Regions from separate parts of the Homo sapiens genome. Here region 1 is linked to region 2. A link is a loop called in an ENCODE intact Hi-C map of the cell type or tissue named here. Cell type or tissue: IMR-90. All regions are shown on one strand. Links, peaks and the distances in the headings refer to the core of each region. The heading gives the core; the rest is flanking DNA. Region 1 overlaps ADAM12 (ADAM metallopeptidase domain 12). Region 2 overlaps ADAM12 (ADAM metallopeptidase domain 12).

Region 1 (10,019 bases), core at 1,124-9,123, 53 kb before region 2:
TTTACCAAGGCATTATTGACCTTGCCAAAAGATGTTCCAAGCAAGTGGTAGGGTAGAACCAGGCTGCAATAGTTACACAGCAAAACCCATGGTACACAGCAGCCACTAAAAGCAATCAGCTGCCTCTGAGATGCCTGGTGGCTGAGGTAGGGGCAGAAAGGCAGGTGGGTGCAGAGGTAACAGTATGGAAACTGGAGTGCTAACTCTCAAAATTATGTAAATACCATCATATTGTTTTTAATTATGGATCACTGGGTGGGATGTGTCTCATTATCAATGGGAAGGTACAAAAGAACTTTCTCAGTAAATAAAAGAAGGTTGTAATGCAGAGTAGCACAGGTACAGGGAAATTATTAACATAGTCTCATAGCTGTTTGGTGAGAATGGGACCAAAATATGAAATTGTGCACTATGAGAGGGATGATACATTTTTGTTAAGCATTTATTGTGCAAGGGGATATGGTGGACCCTAAGGAGCAGGAAAGAAGTCCCTGCCTTTAGGGAATGCCAGTCTTCATTAAGGGTCGTTGCAGGGAAAATCTCTAGGATGCCTCCTCTGAGCTGAGCTAATACTAAATCTCCTGCCCACCTTTTTAGTGGGTTATGGGTCTTCCTCATTATACATACACACAAATACACACACACACACACACACACACACACACACACACACACACACCTGCACGCACACAAGCTGCATGAGATATACTCAAAGACTCCTCATTGGTTTTCTGAAATTTAAATTTAACCGGGCATCCTATATTTTATTTGGCAATGCCACATTCCATGCATGTTTGCTGAATAAATACAGAAGTATAACTGGGGCTGGAGTGGGAGGAGAAACCTGGGAGAGGAAAATAATTCTTTTTAAATCTAATCTCCAAAAAACAATTATAAAAAAGTAGCACAGTGCTTAGGGCACAGCACTGGCAGAGCAGATGAGACCTTTGTGGCATAAGGAACATGTATCTGGTCTCTGCCCCCTGTTCCTGGAACAGAACTTCTAAAACCCCTGTAATTTCTCGGGTGACAGGAACGTCTTTTGTTCTAATAAGGTGACTCTTGGTGGGCTCCTGGATGGGGGCTGGTCACCAGAAAGACTGAGCCATGATTAGAAGCTGGGAACTTCCAGCCCACCCCCATCCTCTGGGGAGGGGAGAGGAGCTGGAGCTGGAGTTAAAAATCGATAATGCCAAAGTGATGAAGCCTCCATAAACATCCTGAAAAGAGGAGATTCAGGTTTCAGAGTGGTGAACACATCCATGTGCCAGGAGGGTGGTGCACTGCAACTCCACGGGGACAGCAGCTCCCACGCTCAGGACCCTCTAGACCCTGCTCTATAGGCACCTCTTCATCTGGCTGCTCATTGGTGTCCTTTACCATATATTTTATAATAAAGTAGCAAGACTAAGTAAATAAGTGAGTCCCGAGTCATTATAGCAAATTATTGAGCCTGACAAGGGGGTCATGGGACCCCTTCACTTGTAGCCAAGTCAGAGAGAAGTGTGGGTCACCTGGGGACCCTCTATTTGCAATTGGCGTCTGAAGTGGAGCATCTTGTGGGATGGAACCCTTTGCCTGTGGGGTCGGTGCTAACTCCAGGTAGTCAGCATCATAACTGAACTGTAGGACACCCAACTGGTGTCCAAAGTTGGAGAATTGGTTGGTGTGGAAAAAAAAAAAAAAAAAAAAACCCACGTTTGGTGACCAGAAGTGAAGTATAAGCGTCAAGACCACGGTTTGCATTTTCTGTACAGCTGCAATGAGACGACGTCAGAGAGGCTGTGAGAAACCCATGGCAGAGCACCAGCGGGGGACACAAGATGGGTGCAGAGGGAACCCGACAGCGGGGCCTTCCAAGCACACCTGCTCCTTCCCTCTCCAACACCTGGGTTCTGTCTTCCACAAGCTCCAGAACAGCAAGTCCTGAAGTGAGAACCTGGCCGTGCCTCTGGATGAATGTGACTTAATTTAGGTAGTTGTCTCCCTTCAACAAACCAAACACAAGAGAAGAAATGCTGTGTGTGGCTGGATGGTCCTGACTATGTGGTTAATGAGATATGGATGCCGTGTGGTCAGTGGAGTCTGGGTGGTCAGGGAAAGCTTCAGGGAGGAGGCAGGCCTGTGGGGAGCCTTTAAGGAGGAGGAGAACATAAATAGGCAGAAGTCTCTCTGAATTCGTTGTAATTAAACCTAAACACTAAGCCAAACATGATATCAAGATTGTGGCTGGCTTTATTAAATACTGTTTATGTTGTAGACTTTGCCCTTCTTCAGCAGCAAGCAACTGCCTTCTCTTCTCTTGTTAGACAATGGTGCCGTCAAACCCGGGGACATCAGCACATCTCAGGCGCTGACAAACCAGGAACGATGCCCTCTCATCGCAGCCACATATGCACGTGAACATATGTGAGCCACATCGCCAAAGCTAACAGGTAGTTATGGTCAAGTCTTCAGATTTTGCAGTTTCTTCTTTTACTTTTCAGTAATACATTATTACTTACTTGCATAAATTAGCCATGTTGGTTCAGATGAAGAGACAACATCACACGTTGCTACTTTGCTTACAGTTTCTTTGCAGCAGAAATGCAGAGCAGCTTGGCTGAAAGGTCCCAGCCTGAGGGTCTCTCATGAGGGTGCAGTCATCACCTGAGCCTGCAGCTTGGCTGGGATGAAAGGACCCACTGCAAGATGGCACCCTAGTATGCCTGGCAAGTCAGCGCTGGCTGTCGGCTTTCCATATGGTATCTCCACAGGGCTGTTTAAGTATCTTCATGGCTCAGCAGCTGGTTTCCCCCACCAGTTGAGAGGGCCAAGAAACCAAGGTGAAAAGTACAATGTCTCCTATGACTTAACCTCAAGGTCACACACTTCTGCCTTCTTCTATTGGTGACCCAGACCAACCCTGCCTCACAAAGGAGAGGGCCTTGGAAGGGCAAGGATCACCTTGGAAGCTGGCTATCACAAAGCCCTTGAATTTAACTTTGAAAATGCAAAGTATGGGGTCAAAGTCTCCCACCTGGGAAACAGAACATTTTAAGATCTCATATGGAATAGCCAGACATATAAGATGACCATATAAAAGGGTGGAAGAGAATACATACACCTCATCAACACCACCTGCTTCAAGGTGTGAGCCCCATCCATCCATCTGTCCATCTGTCCATCCAGCCATCTATCCATCTGTCCATCCGTCGATCTGTCTGTCTGTCTTCCCACCTGCCCTTCTATCCACCTACACATATATCACTGGTATTTATCACAGAAGCTTCTGTGGTCAACTCTAGGAAAAAGTGGTGAATAAAAAAGATAAGTCTCTCTCCTCATGGGATGGACAGTTAAGGCTGAAAGGCAGACATTAAACGAGGACATAAACAGATAAAGAAAATGGTGAGGCAGAGCGTGGAAGAAACAAAGAATAATTACAGCAACCAAGCGAGTGGGCATCTGCTTAAATGAGATAATGAGGGAAGGAAGACTTCCCTAAGGAAGGGGTTTTAAGGCAGAGACGAGAAGGGACTCATTCACCATGCAACTAGATGGGGTGCTGTAGGCACTCACGGATGGAGGTCAGGAACAGGCATTCCCAAGGACATTCCCAGGGCTCTCCTGGACAAAAGCCAGAGGAGGAGCCAAGCCAGGAATAAGATGAGAAGCCAAGTGTGGAGGATGAGGCATCACCACCGACCTGAGCAGGTTGGCAGGAGTAGCGTGGTCTGAGGACTGCTGGAGGAGCTGAGGGTGGGGCAGGAAGTAAGCTTGGAGAGAGGGACATGGACGCAAGTCCCACAACCATGGGAAAAGTAGCCAGCTCGATTGTTAGAGAGGAGACCAGGTGTCCCTGGTGAGGGAGAGCAGAAACCAGCTGGGGATGCTGTGGGGTGAGGATATGGTGTGAGGGGGGTGCTCCAAAGGGAGTTTCAATGCAGACAGAGTAGGGCACAGGGAGTGTTAGGGCTGCAGGCCAACGTCTGGCTGCCCTTTGGAACATCACCTCAATGGGGCCACACATTAAGAAGTTCTGCTTTGAATTTGGGACAAATTTTGGGAGCACCCTCCACTCATAAATGAGACACACTCAAATCAATCAAGAGATACGACATGGACATTTTCAGGAAAAGAAGATTTGTCTGAGAGCCCATTGTCTATATAAAATTTTCAATACTCTATTTTCAAACCTTGTCTAAAATTACACCCCCAAAATGTCACTTGACTACTCAGAAACCTTCAGTGGCTCCCCATTGCCTTCAGAATTGAAGTCAAGCCCCCAGCATGATATTCAGGGCCTTGTTTAATCTGAAAACTCCTCAACCCAACCCCAAATCTAGCTGGAATAGGTACTTAATAGTCACTTGCAAACATAAACAGAGGACTGGAACTTGCCTCTCAGAGCACAGTCAATGCAGAGCCTCGTTCAAAACCCCTGCTATGAGGCTTTCTATGGAAGGAAAGGGAGAAGCGGGGGTTTCAGCAGACTGCCCCAGTTTGTACAGAAGCTAGGACTGGTAAGGTAATTAACGTTCCTTCTCATTTGGGCCTGAGATGCAGGGCAAGGAAACGGTAAGCATGCCGCTCCAAGTCACTGCATTTGAAATGAAACAGTTAAACTCATTTGCCGTCATGGTTGCAAGAGCTTCTTGAAAGGAGTTGCTCTGAGGTTAATGAGCATGATAGGTCAATTCTATGTGTGCTGAAATTCTTGGAATCTGAAAACATGGCAGTTGTAGCTAGTCAGCTTTCACTGAAAAATGTACATGTGTTGTCTTCGAGGGTATTTACTTAACTAAAGACGTACGTTTCCACAGCTTCTGGACATTTATTTTATAGGAAAAGATCTTTAAAGTTTCTCCAACTCATTTCCCCACCTGCCAACTCTGCTCGCCAGCTCTTTCCTCGTAATGCCTGCTGGAGCCAAAAGAACGTCTCCGTGTTCCTGTCTGTTATAACCAACAAAAATGCATCCAATCTTTTGTATTTGACTTAAGGATGCTGTTTCTGTCCTTTCCAACCGATGGCTCCTTATAACCCTGTCTGGGCAACTGAAGTATGTGGCATAAAAATCAGAATATTAGTTTGATCCTTGGAGCTGGGAGGATGACCAGTTTGTGTTTTGCCCATCACAGGCGTTTCCCATGGCAGCTGCATTCCCAGAAACACTTCCAGACTGAACCAGACGAGGCTCAGTACCTGCCAATGAAACAGCAGGCTGGAAACTCAGTCTCTGGAGCTCCACCGAGACCGTTCTGGAGATCAACCTCACAAAGCTCCCTTCTCTTTTTACTTAAAACTGCAAGGCAAGGGTGTCTGTAGATGTGTGATTCTTCACTTTTCCACAGCAGATCCAGACATGAAAATCGCAGGACAGCAAATGCCCACTCTCAATGCTCTTTATAAGCAAAGACACAGACATGGGCAGCTAGTGTCTGGCTGACCGACAGCTCCCAGCGATCCGATGCATTCCCACGAAGTCCACTTATGAGATTTGCCTGTGTCAAGGAACACTAAAACCAGCAATAACTTTTGGCAATGCAAACGCATTCCTATTAGCTGAATAGGCACGACCAGAGATTATATGCCCCCGTGGTCTTGTTTTGAACTACAAAAGAAGGAGCTGGATTTCAAAGGAGATATGATAGAATTTTTTACCCCTGATGGGCTCTTAACTCTTCCTTATGTTTGTAGTGCAGGAGGAGTTAACATTTCTAAGAGTTCTGTTTGAGCAAGTTGCAAAGTAGCTCTGAAATGAAATGGCCAGTTTTAATGCAGTTTTTAAAAGGGCAAAATATCTCTATCACTTAGCACAGGGCCTGGCACATAAAGGATTCTCAATAAATATTTGTTGATTAAATGAATATACAGAAAGGACTCAACAGAAAAGCAGGGTAATCTCTAATCGTAATTTCTTCCCCCTCAAAAGTGTTAAGTCAAAACTCATGGAGATAATTCCACCCAATAGTATCCTAGGCAGGGCCTCCGCCCTCAGCAGCTGAGCAGGTTTAGAGCCATTCAACTCTAAGCCCCAAGTTGCGCAGGGCTCAATTTACATGGCTATACATGTAAATTGATGAAAACATACACCTGATGAGGTGTTCAAGGTGGAAAAATTAAAGAAATTGGTTGGGCACGGTGGTTCATGACTGTTATCTCAGCACTTTGGGAGGCTGAGGCAGGTGGATCGCTTGAGCTCAGGAGTTTGAGACCAGCCTCAGCAACATGGCAAAAACCTATCTCCACAAAAAATAATTTTTTAAATTAGCCAGGGGTGATGGTGCACTGATTGTGCCACTGCACTCCAGCATTGGTGACAGAGTGAGACCCTATCTCAAAAAAAAAAAAAAAAAAGAAAAGAAAATTGTTAAAAGTCTACAATAGCTAAAATAGCATTTTCCAAGTGGTATAATGTGTTCCCCCATGACAGACAAATACATTTTAAGAGGTATACAGCACACTTCATTTTAATCAGTTTTAGTGTTTGAGAAAAAAAATCACTAAGTATCTCAAGCATGTATAAGCTATTCATATGATAAGCTGTAATATTAATGATGTGATTGCTTTTATAATTAGGTTAAATTCACGCTGGTGGGTCCTGGGTGACTGAAGTTTGAGAAACATGGATGCAAACTATGTTGCCTCCATATACAGAAACATCACCGCGAGTCCATCAATGATGGGAAGTGCTGTACCTGTGATGTTTCTGCAATTGAGCGAATCCACCCACAGCCCTTCTGAGGAGTCCTTCCTGAGACACCTCTGGGGTGGGACCTGCCAGGTGAGGCCGAGGAACACAGCCAAGCTAATGGCTCCCATGGAAACGGGAAATCTTAATAGAGACCCAATCCACAACCCTGGATCTCAGTAGCTCTGTGCTCTCACCAACTCTGTTTTGGGTTTTTGACCAAATCTTTAAACAATATGCTTGGAAAATTAGTAGGTTCAAGCAAAAAGAAGACCCTTAGTACCTCTGCTGAGTAAAAAGTGCATATGGCAGACATTATGCCAGCTGAATGAAACATTTTGTGTGCCAACTTTAGAAAAGGGTCAATTTAATTTCAAGTAATTAGCAGAAAGGCAGCCTTGAGGCATGGATCAATGCAAGGAATGTGAAATACCAGAGCTAGGTCAAATACTGAAGAGTTGGGAATTAATTTTTTTAAGAAATGTTTTTTTCCCCCAGGGAAAAGAGCCTAATGATTAGGTTTCTAAGTAATTGATTTAACTTATTGAACATAGCTATTTTATTTATGTCTATAGGTACATCCATAAAGAGCCAAATTCCTGGCATATTTCCTTTTATACCATTTTATTTTATTATTTTTTGAGATGGAGTTTTGCTCTGTCACCCATACTGGAGTGCAGTGGTGCAATGTTGGCTCACTGCAACCTCCGCCTCCTGAGTTCAAGCAATTCTCCTGCTTCAGCCTCCCAATTTTATGCCATTTTAAATTAATTATGTGAAAAGATAGGGTGTGTCTCAGCCATGAGCCAGCACTTGAGATCTGTTTCTTTTATAATCTACCCACAGCAGACATACACATATATTTCCCACACTCTGTCAGCTGAGAAGGCCTAGAAGCAATGACTGCCCAGTAGCAGTGAGCCTATCTAGTACCTAGAGTCTCTAATACCATTCTCCAAGGAATCGGGCTCGTGGAGAAATGGCTGACTTTAGGACAGGTACAGGAAATATACCAGATGAACCCAGTGCAGCTTGCAGTGCCAGAAAGGAAGGAAGTGCTAGAACACACACACACACTCAACAGTCATACCATCTCTCTCACACACACTCTCACACATTCTTATACATTCCCATACACTTTCACACACTCAAACTCACACACTAATGTACACCCACACACTCACATATACTTTCACACACAAACTCACACACATTCACACTCTCTCACTCGCATACATCCACAAGCTCAGAGTCACTCTGTCATACACAAACACACACACATTCTAACACACAGATACACTTTCACATACATTCAAACTCATGCAGTGACATTCACACTCACACATTCACACATTCTCAGAGCCACACTCTCTCACACACACTCATTCTAACACACACTTTCACACACACTCAAACTCACATTCACACTCACACACTCACATACACCCACACACTCTCTCACACACCTTCACACATGCATCCATGGGTGTATGTCAAAGAGACACAGGAGCCAGTGAAAAGAACTCTCAATAGCCAAAGTAGGAACAATTTGAACAATAAAATAAATAAGAGTATTGGATTATATTCTAAAGTATAAAATAAATACCTGTATTAGTCTACTCTCACACTGCTAATAAAGACGACCCAAGACTGGGTAATTTTTAAAGGAAGGAGATTTAATTGACTCACAGTTCCACATGGCTGGGGAGGCCTCACAATCATGGCAGAAGGCGAAGGGGAAGCAAGACACATCTTACATGGTGGCAGGCAAGAGAGCATGTTCAGGGGAACTGCCCTTTAAAAAACCAGCAGATCTCGTGAGACTTATTCACTATCATGAGAACAGCATGGGAAAGACCTGCCTCTGTAATTAAATTACCTCCCACCAGGTCCCTCCCACAACATGTGGGGGATTGTGGGAATTACAATTCAAAATAAGATTTGGGTGGGGACACTGCCAAACCATATCAATAACCATAAGACCACATTAATGTCGTTAAATGATTAAAAACATAAATAGGGAGCACAGACAAATCTCACATGCATGAGAATTCCAAATAATGGATGCAGCTACCTCGCCATCCAGGGGTGCAGCGTAACTCCCCACTCCTCAAGTATGGGATGCGCACAGTGACCTCCTTCCAGGCAACACAGCATGGGAAGGGGGAAAAAGGAGCTTTGTAAGTGGAGAAACCCAGCAAACACAACCTCAGCCAGGTGCTGAAGCACCTACAGATAAGACATATGCACAGTATGTCCCCTTGATATGGTGTAACAAGATGGGGAATTTGCCTCTGTGATCTGCTGCCCAAAACAGACAAGCCCAGTCCCATCATGAGAAAAACGCTGGAAAATCCCAGCTGAGGGCCAGTCTATGCCACACCTGATCTCTACTCCCCAAAACCGTCTAGGTCATCAAGGACAAGGAAGGCCCAATAAACCGCCACAACCAAGAGGAGCCTTCAGAGACACGACACTGAACACGATATAATGTGAGGTCCCAGATGAACCATCAGAAAACGAACATTGAGTCAAAGCTAAGAAAATCAGAATAAGGTACGGACATTAGCTCCTAATAATCCACTGATAAGGGCTTGTTAATTGTGACAAGTGTAACAACAGGGGAGACTTGGTGTGAGGTACATGAGAACCATACTATCTTTGCAATTTTTTTATAAATTAAAAATTGTTCTTATATAAAAAGCTTATTTTTAAAGATCTAGCAAGAGCAGTCTTGGGAGGATGGAAGGGTGGGAATTGACTTTTATTCTTCCTTGCCCCAAATCTCTAATGGGCAGATTTCTCTAAACACATGTAGTCTTGGGAGACACGTGTTTCCTTTTGACCATTTACGTGTGGTGCCCACCATGCATTCTCAACGGGGATGAGCAAAATTGGTACTAGGAAGGGGACGAAAACCTTCGCTATTACAAAGGTTTTTACCCTCCAAAGTTTAGCTTAGCACAACCCAATAAAATCTTATTCCTTAGTGTTCAAGTTCTCTTGTTAGAAAGAAACTAAATTTAAATTCATTTAGTTTTTCTCTTTAGGCAGGCGGTAACAAAAAATGCTGGTAAAACACTAGTGTGCACCACCAACAATGCATGTCTTCCTCACATTCTCAGGGACACGTGCAAGACACAAGAGCATGAGGAGTGTCTTAAATATATCCAAAAGGAAATTCTTCCCACAGCGGCTCTCTATGCAGGCATATGTTACATTCTACAACGGTGCTGTAGTCAAGCGTTGTTTTAATATAATTTTATATACGTGGTTGCAGGCACTGTCAGGATAGGTATAAAAATGTTTCTCACTTTTTAGGGAAAGAATAGGAGGATTTAAA
Region 2 (10,019 bases), core at 984-8,983:
AAGAAACTTTAGGATTATGGCTGATTGCTAAAATTGCTCTAATACTTTACCATCCCTCTATCTGAGCCCCAAGGAGTCCCTTGTCTGGGGGTGGGATATGGCTTTTCCACTCCTGCTCTGAAGAGGTAGAACCTCCTTCCCCAGTTTGCTTCCCTGACATGTCAATGGAATGTTAGCAGGTGGGTCCCAAGCAGATGCTTGAAATGGGCTTGTGTCTAAGGACATGTCTGTTCTTATGCCTCTGCCTTCTCTATGAGAACATGCTGGGTTAGCCTGCTACGGAGATGGGAGAGACATGGAGAAGGGCCTGGTCACTCTATTATACTCAGCAGGCCCATAAACATGGCAGCAAGCCTAACGGAGACCAGACCTGCCCAGCCTAAATCCCTGACTCACAGACACATGAGCGAAAGATGGGTTTTATTGTTTTAAGCCACTGAGTTTGTATAAACAGAGAACTAAGACCACTTTCCTTCCTAATATAGATGCAAACAATCTTAATTAGAACACTAGGGAATTAAATTCAGCAGCATATTAAAAATATGATACACCTTGACAGAGCAGGATGTGTCCCAAAAATATAAGAATATTTTGATAAGGGGAAATCCATGAATGAATATTTATATCAATAAGTCAATTAATATTTTTATCAGGTCACAAGATTTAAAAAGAGAGAGACAAGATATGGTACCTCTGTACATGTCTAAAAAAAGTTAATAAAATTCAGTATCCAATACTTTTTTTTTTAAAAAAATCTATTTGAAAACTAGAAATAGGTTCTTAAAATCATAAACTCACATCTTAAATCAACAGTCAATATTAAAATCAATGGTGAAATATCAGGAGCCTTCCATTAAAACCCAAAACAAAAGAGGAATTATTGCTGTTTGTACACATTTTTATAGCAATTCTTTATGTTTGAGACACTGCAATAAAGCAATAACATTTCAGGGAAATAAATGTTAGAAAAGAAAAGTTATTTATAAGTGATATGATTAGTTACCTAGGAAACCCAAGAAAGTCAACTGAATATCTACTAAAACCAGCAAGACATTTTAATAAACAGGCTAGTCCCAGAATGTGTGTATATAAACTAATACAAGATATATCATTACTAAAATAAAATTGAAAATTGGATCCCATTTATAATGACAAGGGAAGAAAAATAACTAGAAAAATAACACCTAAAAAGTGCTTTGTAATAAATGAATGGTATGCTGTTCATTCCAAATTATGGCTCACAAAAGGGTAGTGCTCATATATAAACAGCTCTTAACAAATCAATTAAAAGAAGACAAATCTTCAATAACAAAGTGACCAAAGGATATGAACTAACAATTTAAAAAAATCAAAAATTATTGATAAAAATAAGGGGGGAAATTAAACTGCATTATTAAGAATTTAAAGAGAACCTCCTTCCCTCAACTCCTCCCTCACCATCCCACCTTTGTCCTTGTTTTAGTGTACATGAATTTCCATTAGATTAATATTCCGGGCCTCCCTCCCTTCCCCTAACTCCCCCAGGTAAAGAATAGTGATGTATATAAGAGTTTGAAAGGAGGAACTTAATTTTGTGTCTCATTTCTTCTGGGATCTCCCTGTCATCCTGGATGTGTCTACAGCACACTCATTCTGGTCTGCCCTTTGCCATATGTTAAGGGATATGACCCTGTTGGGCAAGATACTACATTGTTAATATTATCCAGTATGATTGGTGACTCTCAAATTTGGAAGTAAAACAGTAGTAAGCCTACACAGCCAAAGACCTAAAGCCAAATTCTATGATCAGCTGTGTATTAATAACTGATCATTTGTTCTCTAACATTCTGCTTCCGGTGCCATCGTTTACTTCTGAACCTAAGAGGGGAAGGAAAGTTTGTTTAATAGACTCCTAAGACCCCAACAATAAATTTAAAATGCAAATTAGAATATTTTAACCTAGAAAATTGGCAAAGTAAATATGATAATAATTGGTAACAATAATGCCACTAGCTAGGAATGAAGAAGCTTCAGAGAAACAGGCCAGGAAGAACATAAAGGGGTGTATCAGTCTGTTCTCAGGCTGCTATGAAGAAATGCCCGAGACTGGGTAATTTATAAAGAAAAGAGGTTTGACTCACAGTTCCGTGTGGCTGGGAAGGCCTCAGGAAACTTGTGATCATAGCAAAGGGCAAAGGTGACGAAAGCCACCTTCTTCACAGGGAGGCAGGAAGGAGAAGTGTGGAGCAAAGGGGGAAAAGCCCCTTATAAAACCATCAAATCTCATGAGAATTCACTCACTATCACAAGAATAGCATCGGGGCAACTGCCCCCATGATTCAATTACCTCCCACCAGATCCCTCCCACAACACATAGGGATTATGGGAACTACAATTCAAGATGAGATTTGGGTGGGGACACAGCCAAACCATATCAAGGAGCACAGCGATTGGAAAGCCAATTACAACACATAGCACAAATTTTAAAGGTGCTTACTCCTGTCTTAAATCACCTGCTTTTCAAGTGCAATCCTGCTTACATTTATTGGGATTTCTTTTAGATTCTAAAGTTTATTTATATGGAAAGTAATCAAGAAGGTACAGAACAATTCTGAAAGAATATTATACGAGGTTTAGATCTACCAGGTGTTAGAATTATCAAATAGCAATAATTAAGCATACAGTCCAAGTACAAGAATAGACAGATCAATATAAGTATATAAAAGTGAGAAAAATTGACACAAATATGTATAAAAAAATCTAATAAACAAGGTAGTATTTCAAATCAATGGAAATAAAACAGTCAGTGGTCATAACTGGGTAGTCATCTGAAAAGAGAATGGATTCCTATCCTCACCTTTTGTGTAAAAATGACAGATGAATGAATAATTTAAATACAAAAAATAAAACTATAAAACTACTGTATGAAAACACTGCTTCCATATTAATTCCATGCAGCCTTTTAGGATGTCACAGCAGGATGCGTGATCCTTTCTATAACTCTCTAAGTTAAAGATACATATTCTAATTCCTATGGCAAACACTAAAATATAATAATAAAATGAAGAACTACAGCTAAAAAAGGGAAATATTAAAACTACTCAGTACAAAAGAAAATGGGAAAAGAAGGGAAAAAAGCAAAAACATACTGGGCAAACAGTAAAAGACAGCAAGATAATGAACGTAATTCTCCATAAGAATAATTAAGTGTAATTGGAATAAATATTTCAATTAAAAGGTAGTGACCCTCAGAAAAGATTAAAATGCAAAGCTAATACACACTGTTTAAAAGAATGCACTTTGAGCATAAATATAGATATACTGAAAATTTTAAAAAATGAAAAAAATGCTCTGCGCATACATATGCAAACACTAAGCATAGGAAAGCTGAGGTGGCCATATCAATGTTAGTCAAAGTGGACTGTGGGACAGAAATTACTACCAGAGATAAAGAGGAAATTTCATCATGATAAACAGGTCAATTCGTCAAGAAGACATAACAATCCTAGATGTGTATAAACCTAAAAAGAGTTTCAAAATACATCAAGAAGACTGACAGAACTGAAAGTACAAATAGATAAATTGGCAACTTCAGTTAAAGGTGTTACTCCTCTCCCAATAATTGATAGAAATAACAAACAAAAAATATTAGTAAGCTTAATATGAGATTTGATAACACCATCAACTAACTATGCTATTTACGGGACATTACCCTATCCAACAACAGCAGATTTTACATTCCTTTCAACCATTCATGGAATATCCATCAATAAAGACTATAAGCTGGAGTATAAAACAACTCTCTAACAAATGTAAAGATAAAAGTAATAAAGAAGACATAATCTGATTATAATAAAATAAAATTAGAAATTAATAACAAAAATCTTAACATCTCAAATATTCAGAAATTTAAAAACATATTTCTAAATAAGCCACGAGTCATAGAAAAAAATTATGAAAGAATTTTTTAAAATATTTTAAACTGACGATAATGAAAAAATAACCTATACAAATTTGTAATATTCAGCTAAAGGAGTACTGCACCAGGGATATTTGTATTTCCAAATGGCTGTACTAGAAATTGAGAATGTTATGTTAATATTCTAAGTAAGGATCAACCAAAAGCAGCTAAAGAGCAAATCAAAGACAAACTAGAAGAAAAGCAACAATAAGTAGCAAAAATCAATAAAATAAATAACAAAAGAAAATCTTTGAAACCAAAGTTGGTTGTTTGCAAATATTGATAAAATTGTTAAATTCCTAGCAGGATGAAAAAAATGAGAAAAAAATCATAATTTACCAATTTTAGGAATTAAAGAGGGGTACGTCATTACAGATAATACAGGCATTAAGTGATAAGAAAATATTATGAAACATGTTATGCCAATATGTTTGTTAACTCAGATGACATGGACGTATTTTTTGAATCTCCAGGCCCAGATAGCTACACTGAATAATTCTATTAGACATTTAAGAGAGAAATAATAACAATCTTATACGAACTCTTTCACAAAATACAGAAAGTGAGAAAACCTTAACTTATGAGGCCAGTATAACCCTGATACCAAAACTAGACAATAATATAATAAGAAAAATAGCACTATCTCTTATAAAAACAGACATAAAATCCTTAAAATATTAGGTAATAAACCCAGATCTGTCTCTATATGTACATAAATGTATATGTGTGCATGTGTATGTGTGTATATATATAAACGTGTGCATATAAGTATATGTATGCATGTGTGTATATATATGTGTGTATGTGTATATATAATATAGGATAAACAACAAATGAATGGGCATACTAATTTGTGAAACCTAGGTAGGTCTCATAGTTCATATTCCCAGGACTACAACTAATCAGGCTACCCAGTTGTTATTTATATTAAAACTCTTCAGAAACATAAATTTCATTATTCCTTTGATAACTTAATTCACTGTTTTATGATCCCAGCTTAGATTGTGTGATTTGTTTTTTTTTTTTTTTTTTTTACAAAGGACTGAAGTCAAACCACCAAAAGAAAAATGTATTGTAACAACAAATAGGGTACAACTTTAAGGAATGTACTTTTAAAATTACTATGAGTTTATCAATAATAACCTTTCATGTTAAGTCTTCCAATTTTTGTACATAAAAATGATTTTCATCAAACCACTGAAACTATCCATTGTGGATGTAAATAAAATAACCAAGTTCAATGTAAGAAAGCAGCATAAAACAAAGTAAAACTTGTGATTTGCAAATCAGCCTGATGTAAGTTTGTTGTTGTTGTTGTTTTTTTTTGCCTTTGTAGTTGCAGAAGGTGAGCTCTGTTTTAGAAGGAGTCATTTCATTCCCCAATTGAATTTTTACTCATTTAGGCTAAAATCACTTCAAAAGTTTAAAATGAGGGTAGAGGAAATAAAAAGGAAAAAAAGTAAACATATAGTTAAGTTTATCATCACCAGATCACTAAATGCTAGCTATAGAATATCCAAACCCAAGCAAATGCATAGAGTTCTTCATGCCCATCCTCGCATCTGTACATTTCTCAGGGAGATAAGAACAAGCTAAAATTAATAGAGACCTCTTGCGATTTTTATTAGACTATCAGCTCACATTTTCTACCCAATATGAAAATTAGCATCCATTACAGCATCATAGTATTTCCAAAAGATGTTCCTTTAAGATGTTCCTTTCGTATCACTAATATATACTAACTACCTTTTCCATATCAAATATTTGGATACATGGTATTTTTTTTCAAAAAGACTTTCCAAATGTGAAAATTCATTTACATGAAAGGTTGTACAAACACAAAAAATTTAAGAGTAGAGCTTTAGTGAATCACATTTGTTGAAATGAAAAAGCAGCACACCAAGTGGGACTATTTACTCATCATGCCAATATTTATTGAGCAGCTGTGATGTGCTAGGCACGGGGGACCCAACAGAGAATAAGATGGATGTGGTCTCTGTCACCACAGAGCTTAAATTCTAACCTAGAAGACAAACCGTTGATTAGAATGTGATAAGTGCTCTGACAGAGACATAGCATTTTGAGAACATTTAGCAGGGGGACCTTTCCTTGACTGGGGTTGGGTGGGAAGGACCAAGAACCGGCTGCCTGTGAGGAAGTGAAGTCTAAGCCAAGGAGGAGTTCAGCCAAGTGTTGGAGTGAGAGTGGGAAAAGAACTGTCAGGCAAAGGCAATGAAGACACTGCAGTAAAAGGACATGAAACAGCTAAGCAACAAAAATGCAGAAACAGAGCCACCTTACCAATCAGATGCTGCTGCCAGCTCCAGGACTTGTACATAGTGAGTGGACACCTCTGAAAACAGACGCTTTCACCTGTCAAAGCCATTCCTGGTATTTACAATGCTGATTATCTAATTAACTCACTGTGCTAGACTGTTGAGATGGTTCCCAGTGCCCCCGCCTCCTGGTATTCACTCTCATATGTAACCCTGGTAGGGTTAGAATTAAGCAAGTCACTAGGTTAAGAGACTTAGTGACTTGTTTTTAACCAGTAGACTATAGCAATATTCACAGACCATGATTGGATTATACAACTTGTGATTCTGTCTTATTTGCAGATTATATTGCCTTCTCAGTCTGCAGGCCTTGATGAAGCAAGCTTCTATATTGGAGAGAATACTGATTAGGAAAATGGGAACCAGCTAGGAACTGAAACCTTCAGTTCAACAACTCAAGGGACTGAATTCTGCCATGTTTCTGTGAGCTTGAAAGCAGATCCTTCCCAGTTGAGCCTTTGAATGAGATCCAGTCCTGGCTAACATCTTGACTGAAACCAGTGAAAGAAGCTGAATTAGAGGACCCAGATAAGTTGTGCCTAGATTCGTAACCCACAAAAGCTGTGAGATTGTACACAGGTGTGATAGTAAGCCACTAAGTTGTGGCAATTTGTCATACAGCAATAAATAACAAATGCACTCATGCATGTGCATTTATCATGTTTACAAGTATTTTCTACAGCCATCATAGGTAGCAGTTATTAGGTTGAGTCCTGCATTTTATTTGTGAGAGGAAACAGAAGATAGTATACTTAATTATTAAACAGTAAGTTTCTCCTTCAGGAAGAATAAATTTTAGCTGGTAAGTCCACATGTTCCTTTGATGCGAAAATGAAAGGTCAGAGATACCAGGCCCTGCAAATGGGTCTCCAGTCCTGTTTTTCCTGCCAGTCCTTGCAGGTCAGAGCCCACAGGACAAGTTCCTGGGATTCACACAGCTAAAGACTCAAGTATTGTTCTATCTCAGTGTCTTCCTAGGTTCTCTCCTCAAATCCCAATGTCCCAAGATAAACACAAGCTGAGATAGCTGCAAAGGGTCTGGAGTATGGAAGAGTTCCTGGACATCATAGGTCCTCCCTTGGCAGCCCAGTGGTTTAGCATGTGGGCCCTGAAAATCAACTGCCTAGTTCAATCCTGGCTCAGCCTCTTATAAGATGCAAGGGCTAAGGCAAATCATGAGTTCTCTATGCCTTAGTTTCTTCATCTGTAAAATGGAAATAATAATGGCCCATACCTCTAAGGGCCATAGGGATATTTTAACCACATAATTCATGTAAAGGGATTAGTCGAGAGTCTGCTGAATGTTTTGTTAAATGCCGGTGTCATCACTATTAGTTATTCGTGTAAGTCCCATTTCTAGTATATTCCCTATTTGTGCAGTAATTCATGTGCATAATCTCAGCTGCGTCACCTTGTAGCTGTATAACTGCACAAGCTGAATGTCCTAGCCTTGGCTTTCCTATCTGGAAGAAAGAGTGGTCATAGTGCCTGCCTCCCAGGGCATGGTGAGAATGTATGAGAAGCTACTGAACCAGTGCTAGCACAGAAACCACACAGGCAAAATCCCTTTATGGAATTCCTCAATTCTATCCTATGAAGAAAGAGCAATTACCACTCAGAAATGTGATTGTTTTCCAGGTACACAGATAAACCTGTCACCAGGAGCCCTTGGGTGTTGTCTGATCATGCACTGAACTGAGTAAACATTTTAGAAAATTCATTTGCTGCTGTGCAAGTCAGAAGATAATGGTAGCTGCAACTTAGTTTCAGAAAGATTCAGATGAACAATCTTAGTAGTGTGGGAGAGATCTTTCCATTCACTTACGTTTTGCTGTAAATTGGGAAAACACCACCAATATTTGGTCTTAGAGTGGAACATTTCTGTCAGATTCTGGATGTTCTAAATGTGTACTGTTTAGAGCCACAAGGATGTAGAGTGCTTAACGGGCTTTACTGCTGCAATCACCTGCTCTAACTGGTAATTAAGATATAAGTCAAGAGCTTATGTGTCTGCTTCACCCACAAATGTGAGGTTCCTATTTCTGCAGCAATTCTTATTCATGCCAACCCAATACCCTGAGAGGCATGTTAAATTTTATTTGCCTTGCCATTCTACGCTTATCCTCCCTCCCACATCTCTTTCTCAAAAAGCCAGTGGAAGCTGAAGGCTAGGAAAATTCATGCCCCTGGCCTGGGCATCTGCTACCATTCATTCTCTACAGCCCTTATGCCTAGCCCACAGTGAGTCCCATATAGCAGAGAAGAAGGAAACTGGTGACCATTTTGTGTGCTATAAGTAAATGATATTTGAAAGAGTTCACATTATTAACACAATCTCAAATAGTCCTGGTTAACAGAGATGCCCCTAATGGTAGACTGATAAACAACAAAGATGGAAACATGAGATTTAAGGTAGGAGAAAAACGAATAGAAACTGCCTTCCTCTCCCAATTCTCTGCCACCCCCTCTGTCAAGCTTTGGGATTAACTTGGATACCCATCTACCATGAGCAGAAGGGGACGGTGGCTCATGGATGCTGAGAACTTGTGCCGTTCAAGGCATGAGGACAAACCTCAGCACTGAATGAACATATGAACAGTGATACCATGTGCCCCCTGTACCATCAAAAGAGAAGACCTTAAATTACAAAACACATTCCCCAACCTCTCCCTCATTTGGAATTCACCACAACCCAGGGAGGTAGGCTGCATCCTTGCTCATTGTTGACAAATAAACTAAGTTCAGAAAGATTTAGTGGGTTCCTCAAGGTCACACAGCCATAAAGAGGCCAAGCCAGAACTCAGAGCCACTTCTCACTCCAAGTCCAGAATTCTGGCCATGATCCAAGCCACCTGTCAATTTTATAACTACAACGCCAGAACACACAGCACTCTTGACCCACTAAATCCATAAGGAAGTAACATCAGGGGAGATAAGCTGAAGAAATCTCATTATTTTATGTCACTGAAGTCCATAAGAGAAGCAGATGCTTCTACTAGGAGCTTTTGTGCTTGAAAACAGTTGTCTTGATTTAGCTTTACAGACCATATCCTATCCCAGCCCTTTCTGCCTCCCTCTTTTGAAATTGCTTTCTCACTGAGCCTCTATAACCAATGGCTTAGTCTTCAGCAGCACTGAGGGAGAAAGAAGGATGATAATCACCTTTTTAAAGGAGAGCAGAGACAAGAAACAGAAAAGAGACTAAAGTATGTGAGAAAAAAGTTTCAAGAGTACCATCTATTGCAGCTGAATAAATTATGCTCCAAGGAGCAGACTCTCCCTACTAAGAAACTGGAAGTAAAGCTTAGTGAATTGAATAGACTAAATCTGACATGTCCAAATTTTAGTGGCAAATCAGGCGTCTGATTTTCCTGTAGATAAATTAGTGGAGAAATCAATCTATATGGAATCATAGCATTCATTCTGAAGGTTACAAAAATATACAAATGAGTGTCTCCATTGTTGGCTTACTCCATTGTACAATCTTCTTTGTATACTAGAATGTTTAAGTATGGAATGAATTCACTATACACTCCTGGAAGGCTCACATGACTGGAATTCTGTTGACACCTCTGCTGGCAGAGGAGCGGCTTCTGGGAGTGGATGTTGGCCTTGCTTCCCAGCTGTTCTCATTTTGCCTCCGCCAGAGGGAGATGGGAACAGCTGATGGCTTCACCCCCAAAGCTCAGCTTGGCCCCATCATTAGCACATCTCACCCCTGCAGCTGCCAAGGCCAAGACTAA

The links. Peaks named below come from ENCODE experiments on the same cell type or tissue, not always from the same donor. Only the 100,000 strongest peaks of a DNase experiment are listed, where the experiment ranks them.
Region 1: a loop joins it to region 2, with 2.1 times the contacts of the local background. A loop is called at or near these places in 1 of 110 quality-filtered maps.

The regions. Positions count from the first base shown.
Region 1 is chr10:126,310,460-126,320,478 of GRCh38, forward strand. The region is part of intron 2 of ADAM12 (ADAM metallopeptidase domain 12); the gene reads right to left. Among named protein-coding and RNA genes, the nearest start is that of ADAM12, 73 kb to the right of the region's middle. In IMR-90, for the core only: no CTCF peak of the experiment used is centred there; a DNase peak (open chromatin) is centred at 5,522.
Region 2 is chr10:126,363,403-126,373,421 of GRCh38, forward strand. The region is part of intron 1 of ADAM12 (ADAM metallopeptidase domain 12); the gene reads right to left. Among named protein-coding and RNA genes, the nearest start is that of ADAM12, 20 kb to the right of the region's middle. In IMR-90, for the core only: no CTCF peak of the experiment used is centred there; no DNase peak of the experiment used is centred there.